2 separate regions of the Homo sapiens genome follow, and region 1 is linked to region 2. A link is a contact called in ENCODE Hi-C or POLR2A ChIA-PET data. All regions are on one chromosome and are shown on one strand. Each heading gives the region's core, a stretch centred on a gene start or an enhancer-like site at or near the end of the contact. The rest is flanking DNA. Distances are from core to core; before and after follow the strand shown. Region 1 overlaps GTF2F2 (general transcription factor IIF subunit 2). Region 2 overlaps LOC107984619 (a long non-coding RNA gene).

Region 1 (5,584 bases), core at 1,726-4,225, 360 kb after region 2:
TGAGGTGGAATCTTGCTCTGTTGCCCATGCTGGAGTACAGTGGTGCGATCTCAGCTCACTACAACCTCCACCTCCTGGGTTTAAGTGATTATCCTGCCTCAGCCTCCTGAATAGCTGGGACTACAGGGGCCTGCCACCACGCCCAGCTAATTTTTGTAATTTTGGTAGAGACGAGGTTTCTCCATGTTGGCCGGCTGGTCTTGAATTCCTGACCTCAGGTGATCCACCCGCCTCAGCCTCCCAAAGTGCTGGGATTACAGGCGTGAGCCATCACACCCGGCGTAATATGCCTTTTTCTTTGCCCCCATCCTCTGCACTAATCTTAAACTGTGAACTCTGAGAGGAAGACTGAGTGTCTACCATTCCACCTGGCACATTGTAGGTGCTGGAATAAATGTTTGAGTGAATATATGAATGTTAAAAAGAGAAATAAGATTACCAAGTAATTTTCAATCCTGGTAGAACCTTTAAAACCTCTTCTTCAGTTGGCTCTGTCACCAACAATATTTTAGCACTAAAATGCAGATTTTAGTAATAAGTGACATTCAAATTCACGTAGTACAGTTTAGTCAGTAAACTTTGTTTCTCAAACTAGATCACTGCTTGAGTTCTAAAACTGAACTAGAATTTGAATGGTCTATTTTTATGGACCTTCTTAGTGATATCCCCACCACCACCCAGCAGTCCTCTTAGCTGCCTTGTTAGTCTTAAGCACGCCTTATTCACTTTGCATAAGTACACTGAGTCTCTGTGATGTGCACGCAGGCACTATAACAGGAGCATGTGGCCGGGCGCGGTGGCTCATGCCTGTAATCCTAGCGCTTTGGGAGGCCGAGGCGGGTGGATCACGAGGTCAGCAGTTCAAGACCAGCCTGGCCAACATGGAGAAACTCCGTCTCTCCTAAAAATACAAAATTAGCCAGGCGTGGTGTCACATGCCTGTAATCCCAGCTACTCGGGAGGCTGAGGCAGGCGAATCACTTGAACCCAGTAGGCAAAAGTTGCAGTGAGCCAAGATCATGCCATTGCACTCCAGCCTGGGCAACGAGAGTGAAACTCTGTTCCCACCGTCCCCCCGCCCCCCCCAAAAAAGGAGCATGTGATTTAAGAGGAGAGCAAGGCATATAAATAAAGGATTATAATATAATAAGAGCTACCATCGAAGGTTGTGCGGTGTGAAATGTAAATCTAAGGTAAGGCTGTTAGAGAAAGTTTCTCTGAGAAAGTAACATTTGAGCCTAGTCTTAAAGAATGAGGGGTCCAGATTTGAGGAAAGGAGATAAACGTTACAAGGAAGGGAAACAACATATGGGAAAAACCCAGAAGCACGCAGATGCAGAAATGGGAAGCATGCGTGAGGGGGAGTGTTGGAAGATGAGGCTAAAGGGAGAAGGCAGACCTGAGTGGATGCCTACAAAGGCGTTTGGAATTTAATGTGTAGCCCAAACGGGGAAGTCATTAGAATATTTTAGACAGAGGAAGGACATGTGCTCTTTCTGTTCTCTGTCCATGTCTTCCCTTTAGAGATTTTCCCTTCAGAGACCTTGTTTTTCCCTATCGTCACTACTACTTTCTCTGCTAATGTTTTATACCTACTTCCCTGCCAAGCTAATTTATTTGATTAGAGTAAAATGGTCTTAGGTTGCAGTTTAGAACATCCTAAAAATCAGGAAGTTTGTGTCCCCTACCCCCTGATCACAGTACATTGTGACCCTGATTGCATTTTGTTGCTTGAGAAATTGACTGACTATGGTCATCTCATTCCATTCTTATTGTTACAAGGAAAAAAGAATGACACCTTCGTTTATAAAAAGAATTCCATATGTTCTACTAGATTGCCAAAATGAGGGTGGACATGAAAACAACTGAATTTGTACACTTCAGACTTTATTAATATTTTTTGTTTAACCCTTTTTAGGATTTTCATTTTCTGGGCCTAGATTATAAATGGGCACACTAGACTTGAAGTCAGGAGAGCTTCTTTTCTATGGAGCTACTAAAATGCTCCTGGCAATTGTTCTTTTCATTTTTGACCCATTGCAGTGCATCCACAATTGTATGGTTGTTTGTGCAACATCGTCTTAGCCAGTCTCATAATAAACCATTCTTTGGAATTTTACAAAGATGTCATTCTTGGCACCTAAACAGAGAATCATTTGTGCCTAACCAATCATTTTCCATTTATGAATCCTGTTCAATTAGAAAGTAGTTTATGAACAGTGTCCTGTTTTTTAAATGTAATTTGAAATAGCAGGTGGCAGACTTGCATTTTATATTACCTAGATATCTCAAGCCTTTATGCTTACTCATTCACACGGGTCTGCTAGTGAAGCCAACTGTATAAGGTGTGGGAGGTAGGCAAGCCTCGGGGGAACCCAGGGCTCATTTGGTTCATTGCTGCCATCTGCTGGGGCTTGGCTGCTGGCATGGGAAGGCTGCCCACGAGAGAGCTGAGCCATCCTGAAGGAACCTCTGTATACTTCCAGTACTAATCAGCTATTATGTTTCTAGGTGACAACCTACCCCTAACTAAAAGGACTTTATGAACTCTAGAGCATTATATCAGTCAGTGTAAAGTGGCATTAGATTATGTTGGTAACACGTACTCTACAGCAAACATGAGGCTCAGAGAACGAAGCAACACACTAAGGACTCAAAGATCCTAGAGTATCAGAACTGGAAGAACCTTAAGCCAGATGTGGTGGAACTTTAGTATATAGTTACATGAGTCGCCTAGGCACTTGTTAAAATGCAGATTCCTGGGCCTAGCCCAAGAGACTTTGATTCAGTAGGCCCAAGCTGTGTCTCATTTAACAAGCTCCCCACAGGGTTCTGATGCAGGTGGTCTAGCACCATGCTAGAGAAAAGCACTACCTTAAATATACAGACAAGAGCTTCTCAGCCATTTTTCTTATTAATGCCTCACTTCAATCAATAAGAAAAATTACATCTTCCATCAATGGGATGAGTCATCATCATACCGTAACTAGTTCTTTGAAGCACACGCACACAAATTATTGTTGGATTGCTTTGTTCTGCAACAACAACAAAAGAGTCGCTTTTAAATAATTATCTTGGCTGGGTGCAGTGGCTCAGGCCTGTAATCCCAGCACTTTGGGAGGCCGAAGTGGGTGGATCACCTGAGGACAGGAGTTCGAGACCAGCCTGGCCAACATGGTGAAACCCCATCTCTACTAAAAATACAAAAAATTTAGCTGGGCGTGGTGGCATGCGCCTGTAATCCCAGCTACTTGGGAGGAGGCAGGAGAATCGCTTGAACCTGGGAGGCGGAGGTTGCAGAGAGCCGAGATCATGCCACTGCACTCCAGCTTGGGCAACAAGAGCAAAACTCCATCTCAAAATAATAATGATAATAATAATTAATATTATTATCTTTCCTTTCTTCTCCAAGAAGGAAATTCTGTAATTTATATTGGTCAGCTTATTGTGGAATGCTTTTTGGCCTTCAGCATTGGCAAGCAAAGGTCTAGTTTCATATTACACTTAACATAGCCATCATTTCCATGACCATAGTAATCATTTAGTAAATGTTTATTGAATTTTTAGGGACCTAAAACACCATAATATGACTCTTTTCTTTGGAGAAGCCAAACACAAGGCTGCATCCCTGATAGTTTTAGGGGATGTCTTCTTATCACTTTATTTATTTATTTGTTTTTTGAGACAGAGTTTCACTGTTGTTGCCCAGGCTAGAGTGCAATGGCACAGTCTCAGCTCACTGCAACCTCTGCCTCCTGGGTTCAAGTGATTCTCCTGCCTCAGTCTCTCTAGTAGCTGGGATTACAGGTTCCCACCACCATGCCTGGCTAATTTTTGTATTTTTAGTAGAGACGGGGTTTCACCATGTTGGCCAGGCTGGTCTCGAACTCCTGACCTTAGGTGATCTGCCCACTTCAGCCTCCCAAAGTGTTGGGATTACAGGCGTGAGCCACCAAGCCCGGCCTTATTATCACTTCTTACTCCCTTATCTGTGTTGGCAAGCTTGGCTAAAGTACAAATAGTAGTAAATACAAATAACAACTCTCCTTCTCACATAGGAAAAAATAAGTGGGTGGCCTAAAAACAAATTTGAGAACTCACCTTAGAACTGAGAATTCTGAATACCTGTCATATGCCTGCTTGATAGAATATTCTCAAAAATGTTGCTCATTTTTTTTATATGCTACTGCTCCTGAAACTACTGGTTTCAATCTGTGAACTGAGTCCCATGAGGCCACTGAACTCAAGGGCAGATTACCCTTGGTGTACCGTGTCACACTGAGTGAGGACCAGTAATTTTTTCGTGTATTTCATGTAGTGTTTTTTGTGTTTTTTTTGTTTGTTTGTTTTAGCTTTTAAGTTGTTGGCATTCAGGACTTTCAACTCCTTTAATGCACATGATCATATATTTAGTGCAGTTACCATGTCGCACATGTAGAATCAAAAGGCAGTTTATTGAACCTCCTTATAGAGAAATCTTGCTGAGCTTTTAGGATCATAATTTTTATGGCTTGCATATGTGCTTTGGCATATCATCTTATTTTAAGTTTTGTCCCCTGCATTTATAATCTCATTTGTTAGGGGTTTTGTTTTTGTTTTAGGTGTACCTGAAGGAAATCTTAAAAGAAATTGGTGTTCAGAATGTAAAAGGGATCCACAAAAACACATGGGAGCTGAAGCCAGAGTACAGACACTATCAAGGAGAAGAAAAGAGTGACTAAGAAGACTCCTAGCCAGCATGCTAGTGAAACGACTAGCAGCGATGCTATGCAAAAGGCGCTGATACTGGAAGGCTTGAACACCGTATGTTAATAGGGGTTAAGTGACAGTACTTTGATTTCTCTCGGTAAATTTTTTAAACCTGTAATTCTTGTAAAGTTTCTTAACTGTTTTTTTGAGGAGAAAGAACAGATTTATTTATAGACTTAACTTGTATTAAACCAGATTATTCACAGTAGGAATAGGGGTTGGAGGATTAAGAGGGTTTTTCTTAAATATTAGCTTTTAATGTGTACAATTAGGAAATTTTTTTAAGTGAGGACTCTCTACCCTTGCCGTATCTAAGGAGCTGAGGTAATACAGATCCAAGGAGAATTGTATAGCAAGAAAAAAACAGTCAACTACAGAAACTCTTAAAAGGAATAAAAACCCAAAGTTCCTTATTTTGAAATTGTCAAAGAACAAAGCGGTGTTTTTCTTTTAAACAGGTGATCACGTTTCGTGTTCATACTCAACGTTAATAAAAGGAGAGAGTTTGTAGTGAAATGGCAGTGTTCATCATTGGCTTATTTTACCGTAGTGATGCTGAGATGAGAAATGTGCAGGATCATGGTCAGTTGATGTTTCTTTTATTTGCTTTTAAGATAATTAGAAATTAAATATCTTTCCAAAATTTGAAGATATGTCTCCCCCAGTCAGATTATAAGCTTCTCAAAACTGGCTTGCCCCCAGAATTTTACTGCTTACCCAGCAGACATGTATTGACCATCACATGGCAAATGATATCAGCAAATCAAAAGATGGGCGTAGGGGTCCAGCCGAGACAGAAAACGTTAGTTTCAATTCCTGGGGCATTAAAATGTTG
Region 2 (6,014 bases), core at 2,374-4,873:
CCGCCCACTCCATCGCGTTCATCCGTAGGCGTCAAACCTGCTCCTGCGCCTGCGCGGAGTCTGCAGCGGTTTAAACCGTTCAGGTTCGCATTCTACTGTTTCTCTCCTTGCAGGGGCCCTTGAATCTTTCTTCAATCTACTCTCGCGTCTTTCGTGATCTCATCCAGTCTCCTGGTGCTAGGTACCATGTCGACACCAATGTAGACACTAGATTGGATGAGTCATTGTTCACAATTCCTCACAAAACTCCTGCAAAGTCCAAAAGAACTGGGGTTTGAATGTTAGAGGCTGGTGAAGAAGTGAGGACCACGGGGCGTCATAACACCGCGCAGTGGAGGCCACGCTGCACTGGCCGGTGTCCGCCGACAGGGTGTGTGCCACAGACGCGCAGTGCCTTGCCCGAATCTGTCCCTCCCCTCAGCGCTGGTCCAGGCTGGCCACAGGCACCACCCCGTCCCTGAAAGTGGATCTTTTCCTCTGAAAAAACAGGAATGAGAACTGCCCGGAAGCCTGGAACATTCCAGGTTCTGATGACTCAGCGGCTGAAGGCAGGATTTGTGTCACCGAAAGCAGCCAGAGTGGCGGTCTGTAAATGTAGCTTAGAAAAGTGGAGAAAGTCTCTTACTGCAGGCGTTCATGATAGATGGAAACTCCGTGTGGTTTCCAAGGCCCTCCTCGATTTGAAGCATTTCAAGGGAGCGGTTGATGCCTTAGCAGTCTACTGTTTGAATTAGGGAAATGCAAAGAGTCAGCCATTGGGGATAGCCGGCGGAGAGGAGCTGTGGCTCTGGTGTCCTCAGTGGCTTAAGCTACACATAAGTTGTGTTTACTAGCAGAAACTGTGTTAATGGAAGTCTGGGGACAAATTGTGGAAGTTTCGAACAGTTCAACTAGCAGAGGACACTTTGAAGCCCACTTAAAAGCTAAGATCACTCCTCACACCCCCAACTGCCGCAGGGACTTAGAAGGTCCTCCTTCTCCCTCTCAGGCTAAGGTTCATCTGTGACATTCATCCTCAACAGAGGAGGGGCGAGAATAGACTGGAAATAGAAATTGTTCTGCCTCGCACTCATTACCACGAAGAAGCTCCCCAACAGGGAATGAACGCAACCCAACATAATTAAAAGTGAATATGGGCCGGGCGCGGTGGCTCACGCCTGTAATCCCAACACTTTGGGAGGCTGAGGAGAGTGGCTCACATCTGAGGTCAGGAGTTCGAGGCCAGCCTGGCCAATGTGGAGAAACCCCCGTCTCTATTAAAAATGCAAAAATTAGCCGGGCGTGGTGGCGCACGCCTGTAATCTCAGCTACTTGGGAGGCCGAGGCAGGGAGAATCGCTTGAACCGGGGAAGTGGAGGTTGTAGTGAGCTGAGATCATGCCACTGTACTCCAGCCTGGGTGACAGAGTAAGACTCTGTCTAAAAAAAAGAGAAAAGAAAAAAAAATGGGAATGTGGCTCTGAAAAAAACCAGAAGCATTGACAGCAAACCTACTCTGTGTATCAGACACATTCAAATGTGTTTATTTAATCCTCATAGTGTACCTATGAGGTAGGTCTTACCCACATTTTAGTTGGTTCTTCCTGTACTATCTTTGAACAGAGTACAGAGTTTCTTAATCAGACAACTGCTTTCCTTTTGAGGATATTTGCTTTGGAACACCAAAGAAAACTCTCCAAAACAAACGCCCTCAACTACGGAATACCTGACATCTGTGGTTCTCAATTTGAGGGCTCAGATTTCATAAATACTTTTCAGTTTTATATTTCCCTTTGATGATAATTCTTTTTAAAAAAGACATCTTACAGGTTTTCAAGATCTAATTTCTCACAGTAACCCATCCATTGGACGGGCACCATCCTTAGGATGTAACCAAAATGTGAATTTACTCTTGGTTTCTCACGATCACTAAACTGAAATTTGTTCCATTTTTCTCTTTACCAGTGGATGAAAACTCAAGCAGTAGCAGAAAGCCCTATGGTCACTTTATTTTTATTGTTTATTTTGAGACAGGGTCTCACTCAGTGACCCAGGCTGGAGTGCAGTGGCTTGATCTCGTCTTACTGCAGCCTTGACTTCCCAGGCTCAAGTGATCCTCCCATCTCAGCCTCCCAAGTAGCTGGGACTGCTGGTGGCACTCACCACCAAGCCCAGCTAATTCTTGTCTTTTTTGTAGAGACAGGGCTCCACCATGTTGCCAAGGCTGGTATCGAACTCCTGGGCTCAGGAGGCCCACTTTGGCCTCCCAAAGTGCTGGGAGCCCTGTGGCCACTTTAAGTAATAAAACACAATCCAGCGCAATACACTGTTTAACAGCTCAGTCCTCATTCTCAAATAGTTTGCCCCAGCCCAACTTGGGCATGATTTCCAGCTCGAAGTGGTGGTTTGCTGGAGCAGGCTCTTACTGCCTCACAGGAGCCCATGGTGGGCTTCTCTTCCTAACTCTGTGTTCAGTGACATCATATTGGTAGCCTGAGATGGCCACACTGGGAGTATTTACCCCATGGAAATAGGTAAATGCTACAAGGCAGGGCTTTTTCCTTGAAAAGCCAGTGTGCTGGTCAAAAAATAGCAATGTGCTGGTTAAATATCACACCAGGAATGAGCCACTTCTTTCTTTCTTTGGCCTTCTGCCTTTCGAGGCTCTGGGGTCCTCCAAGATTGGAGTGTGGGGAGGGGAACGAAAAGGGGCACAGGGCCGGGTGTGGTGGCTCACGCCTGTAATCCCAACACTTTGGGAGGCCAAGGCGGGTGGATCACATGAGATCAGCAGTTCAAGACCAGCCTGGCCAACATGGTGAAACGCCGTCTCTACTAAAAACACAAAATTTATCCGGGCACAGTGGCAGGTGCCTGTAATCCAAGCTACTTGGGAGTCTGAGGCAGGTTAATTGCTTGAACCGGGGAGGCGGAGGTTGCAGTGAGCCAAGATCGTGCCACTGCACTCTAGCCTGGGCGACAGAGTAAGACCTTGTCTAAAAAAAAAAAAAAAAAGTGGGGGTGGGGCACAGAAGTTCCTACTCAACTGGCATTGTCCAATGTCAGCTTCCAGCTCTCTGGGCCTAAACTTGTTTTAGGGCTGACTCCTTTTCTCAGTGGTACTCTGTGGGTTTCTCAAAGGCTTCCCTGGGCCTCTTGGACAGGGCCTCACAGAAGGGGGTAGCAGTGTTTGCCCCGTGTGGGCCTCAGATCACTGGTATTAGGATCGTCAGTGGCTTTTTTCACCTGCAGATTCCCAGCCCCACCCACCCAGGACTTACAAATGAGAATCTGAATTTTCACAAGGACTTCCCCCTCCAAATGATTCTGATGCCAGTAGAGTTTGAGCAACAATGAACCACACGACAATAAATCCCCTTCAGTCGCTAAAAGCCCATGATCCCTGAAGCACAGTTTCTATCATTTCCTGTTCCTGCTCAAAAGCCTGGAAAAATGGCATCTCGTTGCTTGTTGAGTAAAATCTAAATTCTCTGGGCAAGCTTTCCAGGCTCTCCATAATCCAGCCCTGACATAGCCTGCTAATACTATCCCGCCGCAGCCCTCTTCAGAGGGGCCACATTCCAGATCACCCGACCTGCTCTGTCCTTCCCGTTCCTTTGTTCCACCTTGCTCCACACCACCCTCCCACTCTTCTTTCCAAGCCCGACCTCAATCCCAAGGCCAGCTCAGCCTTTGAAGTCACCTCAGGTCCTCTTGTTCACAAGGCACTCCCTCCCGCTTCCTCTGAATCCCAAAGCACAGACCTTTAAAAAATGGTGATATAAGCTTACGTCTTGCCACCCTTATTATTTCAGTTATTTAGTAGGAAAGTCCATGAATAAAAATCAGATTTTGTAATCCCCCTGGGAACCCAGTCCTGCACTCAATCATTCTGTCACATAGTCCTTCCTTTTATCTAACTTAAATACTTCCTGCTGTACTTCTATATGAAAGCTGCCACCTTTTAACCACCAGCAGGAACAAAATGTTCCTGGGAGGAGGAAAAAAAAAAAAAAAACATGAATTTTTGAAGTTTGGCCAGACCAGTAAGTGAGCTGCATTTCTTTAGTTCCACACACACAAAAAAAAAGCCTTCTTGTTGACACAAGAAACAGTTATTCCTGTTCCCATGCATCTAGGTCTGATTTTCAGTGGGCAACTGTCCCATTTTATCCACCATTTGATACTGGAAAAAAGCCCCAAACACATTGTACTTGCCAGGCATCTCCATTAGCCAAAGCAATCTGGGGTGTGATTCAGGCTTGTGTTTGCCAGTCATTTAGGAGTTAGAATGGTTTCCACTTTAGTAGGCCCAGGAGTCATGCTTTATAAGGCCATCACAAATAAGCACCAATTAAATTCCACTCTCCCAAGAACAGCTCTGGCCAGCACAAACTCAGCCTATGGCACAAGGTTAAACCTCAAAGCTCTCTTGAGTAACAGCACCTGCCCCTGCTGACCAGTGTGAATTAATCTTCATGGCCTAACACTAGGTTCAGTTTCTAAAATAGGGTTTGATCTCAGGAGGCCACTGGAATGACAGAGCTTCCTCGAGGGCTTGTTTAGATCATAGAATTCTGCCCCTCCCCTCTGTGCCAAATCTAGCAACTCCTACTTGTTCTGTGACTCAGGGCAAACATCCTTGAACGCTCAGTGCTGGGTGAGGTGCTCATTCTGGATTATCATTAGGTTGGATGGAGTTCCCTGTTTCCCTTCCTGTGGTAGACAGTAAGCTCCCTCATGGCAGAGTCTGGGTCTTACTCTGTTGTATTCCCAGCTTCCAGCACAGTGCTTGGCACACATAATGACTTAATGAATCAGCATTTTAATATAGTAACAATTTAATTCTCACAATGGCCCAATGAGATAGGTACCAATATTCTTCCCATTTTACAAATTAGAAAACAGAAACATAGGCGATTAAGTAAGTTACAGAAGCAGGATTCAAATCCAGGCATTTCATCTGGGCATAATTACTTAATTAATCTTTTTTTAATATATATATTTTTTTCATGTAAGACTTCCTGCACCAACTTAATGAGTCTCTTAAAATATCTTGGTTTCTTTGGGGATCCTCCTATAAAAGTAACTTTTCCCCTTAAATCAGCATATAACAAGAGAGAACTATTCCTCAGCTAGGTGAAAATATCTCCACAGCATCTTTCTTTACACATCATCAGCACTCAGTGCATGTTTGCATGATTGATCGCTTGCTTCATTCATTCATCCAATAATGAATCAGTCCATCTCAGAGAAATAGTCTTGGTTTCTACCTAGCACCGAAGTGGCAAAGCAAACTAATTGAGAGTCTCAGAAGGCCATAATTTTAATATTTAAGTAACAACAACAAAGAACAAGAAACTACATCCCTGTCTCCTAATATCGCTGGCACACACTCTCTTTCTTCCCCTACCTTCCCTTCACCTGATCTGATAGCCCAAGACAGGAAGAGCTTCACCAGCCCATCATCATACTCACCCTCATTTGTGTGCTCCTACCAGGGCTCAGACCTGGTTTTTCTTCAAGAACACACTTAGGAATTGTGAGTCCAAGCACTTCATGGCCTGACATCCGGAAAACTTGCCCACCATTGTAGGTTCTTGTTCCATGTTGCCGTTGCTCAAATATTGAAATTATGGCCCGCCGAGACCCTCAGTTAATTTGCTTTGCTCCTGAGGTGCTAGGTAGAAATCAAGTTGGACCTTGTATTGGAGGTTAAAGGTATTTCTGGTTTATTTCTGGACTTCTCAGCAGTAGTTCAGAGTGGAGTGAGCTTTCTAAACTCATTTTCTTCTTTCCTCGTGAGATGATCTATCTCAATAATCTTCAATAGGTCCATGGCCAGGGATTATGCCAAGTTTAATGTTCATCATGACTACCCGATATATATTTGACAGTGCTTGATATAAAAACAATAGCTATCACATATAGGATTCACTATGTGCCAGATAATTCTAAACACTTCAATAATTAACAATTTAATTCTCACACTGACCCAATGAGATAGGTACCAATATTATTCCCATTTTACAGATT

The links. Hi-C counts contacts between places; a loop is a spot of excess contacts on that map. ChIA-PET counts read pairs that join two places held with the same protein, here RNA polymerase II (POLR2A). Pooled maps may share reads with other maps.
Region 1: a loop to region 2 is called in a pooled map, with 2.6 times the contacts of the local background. The contact joins two enhancer-like sites. A Hi-C loop is called at or near these places in 3 of 50 pooled maps. POLR2A ChIA-PET finds 5 or more read pairs at or near these places in 3 of 52 experiments (AG04449, H1 and T-cell).

Annotation. Positions count from the first base shown.
Region 1 is chr13:45,278,841-45,284,424 of GRCh38, forward strand. GTF2F2 (general transcription factor IIF subunit 2) reads left to right here. Exons shown (of 8, transcript NM_004128.3): 8 at 4,602-5,584. The coding sequence ends at 4,721. Among named protein-coding and RNA genes, the nearest start is that of SNORA31B, 55 kb to the right of the region's middle. Within about 2 kb of position 2,976, at least 3 of the 41 ENCODE cell types and tissues checked have a DNase peak (open chromatin) inside an H3K27ac peak, as active enhancers do.
Region 2 is chr13:44,918,051-44,924,064 of GRCh38, forward strand. LOC107984619 (a long non-coding RNA gene) reads right to left here. Exons shown (of 2, transcript XR_001749860.1): 1 at 5,457-6,014. Among named protein-coding and RNA genes, the nearest start is that of TRE-TTC2-1, 3.1 kb to the left of the region's middle. RefSeq lists an enhancer at 454-783. Within about 2 kb of position 3,624, at least 6 of the 41 ENCODE cell types and tissues checked have a DNase peak (open chromatin) inside an H3K27ac peak, as active enhancers do.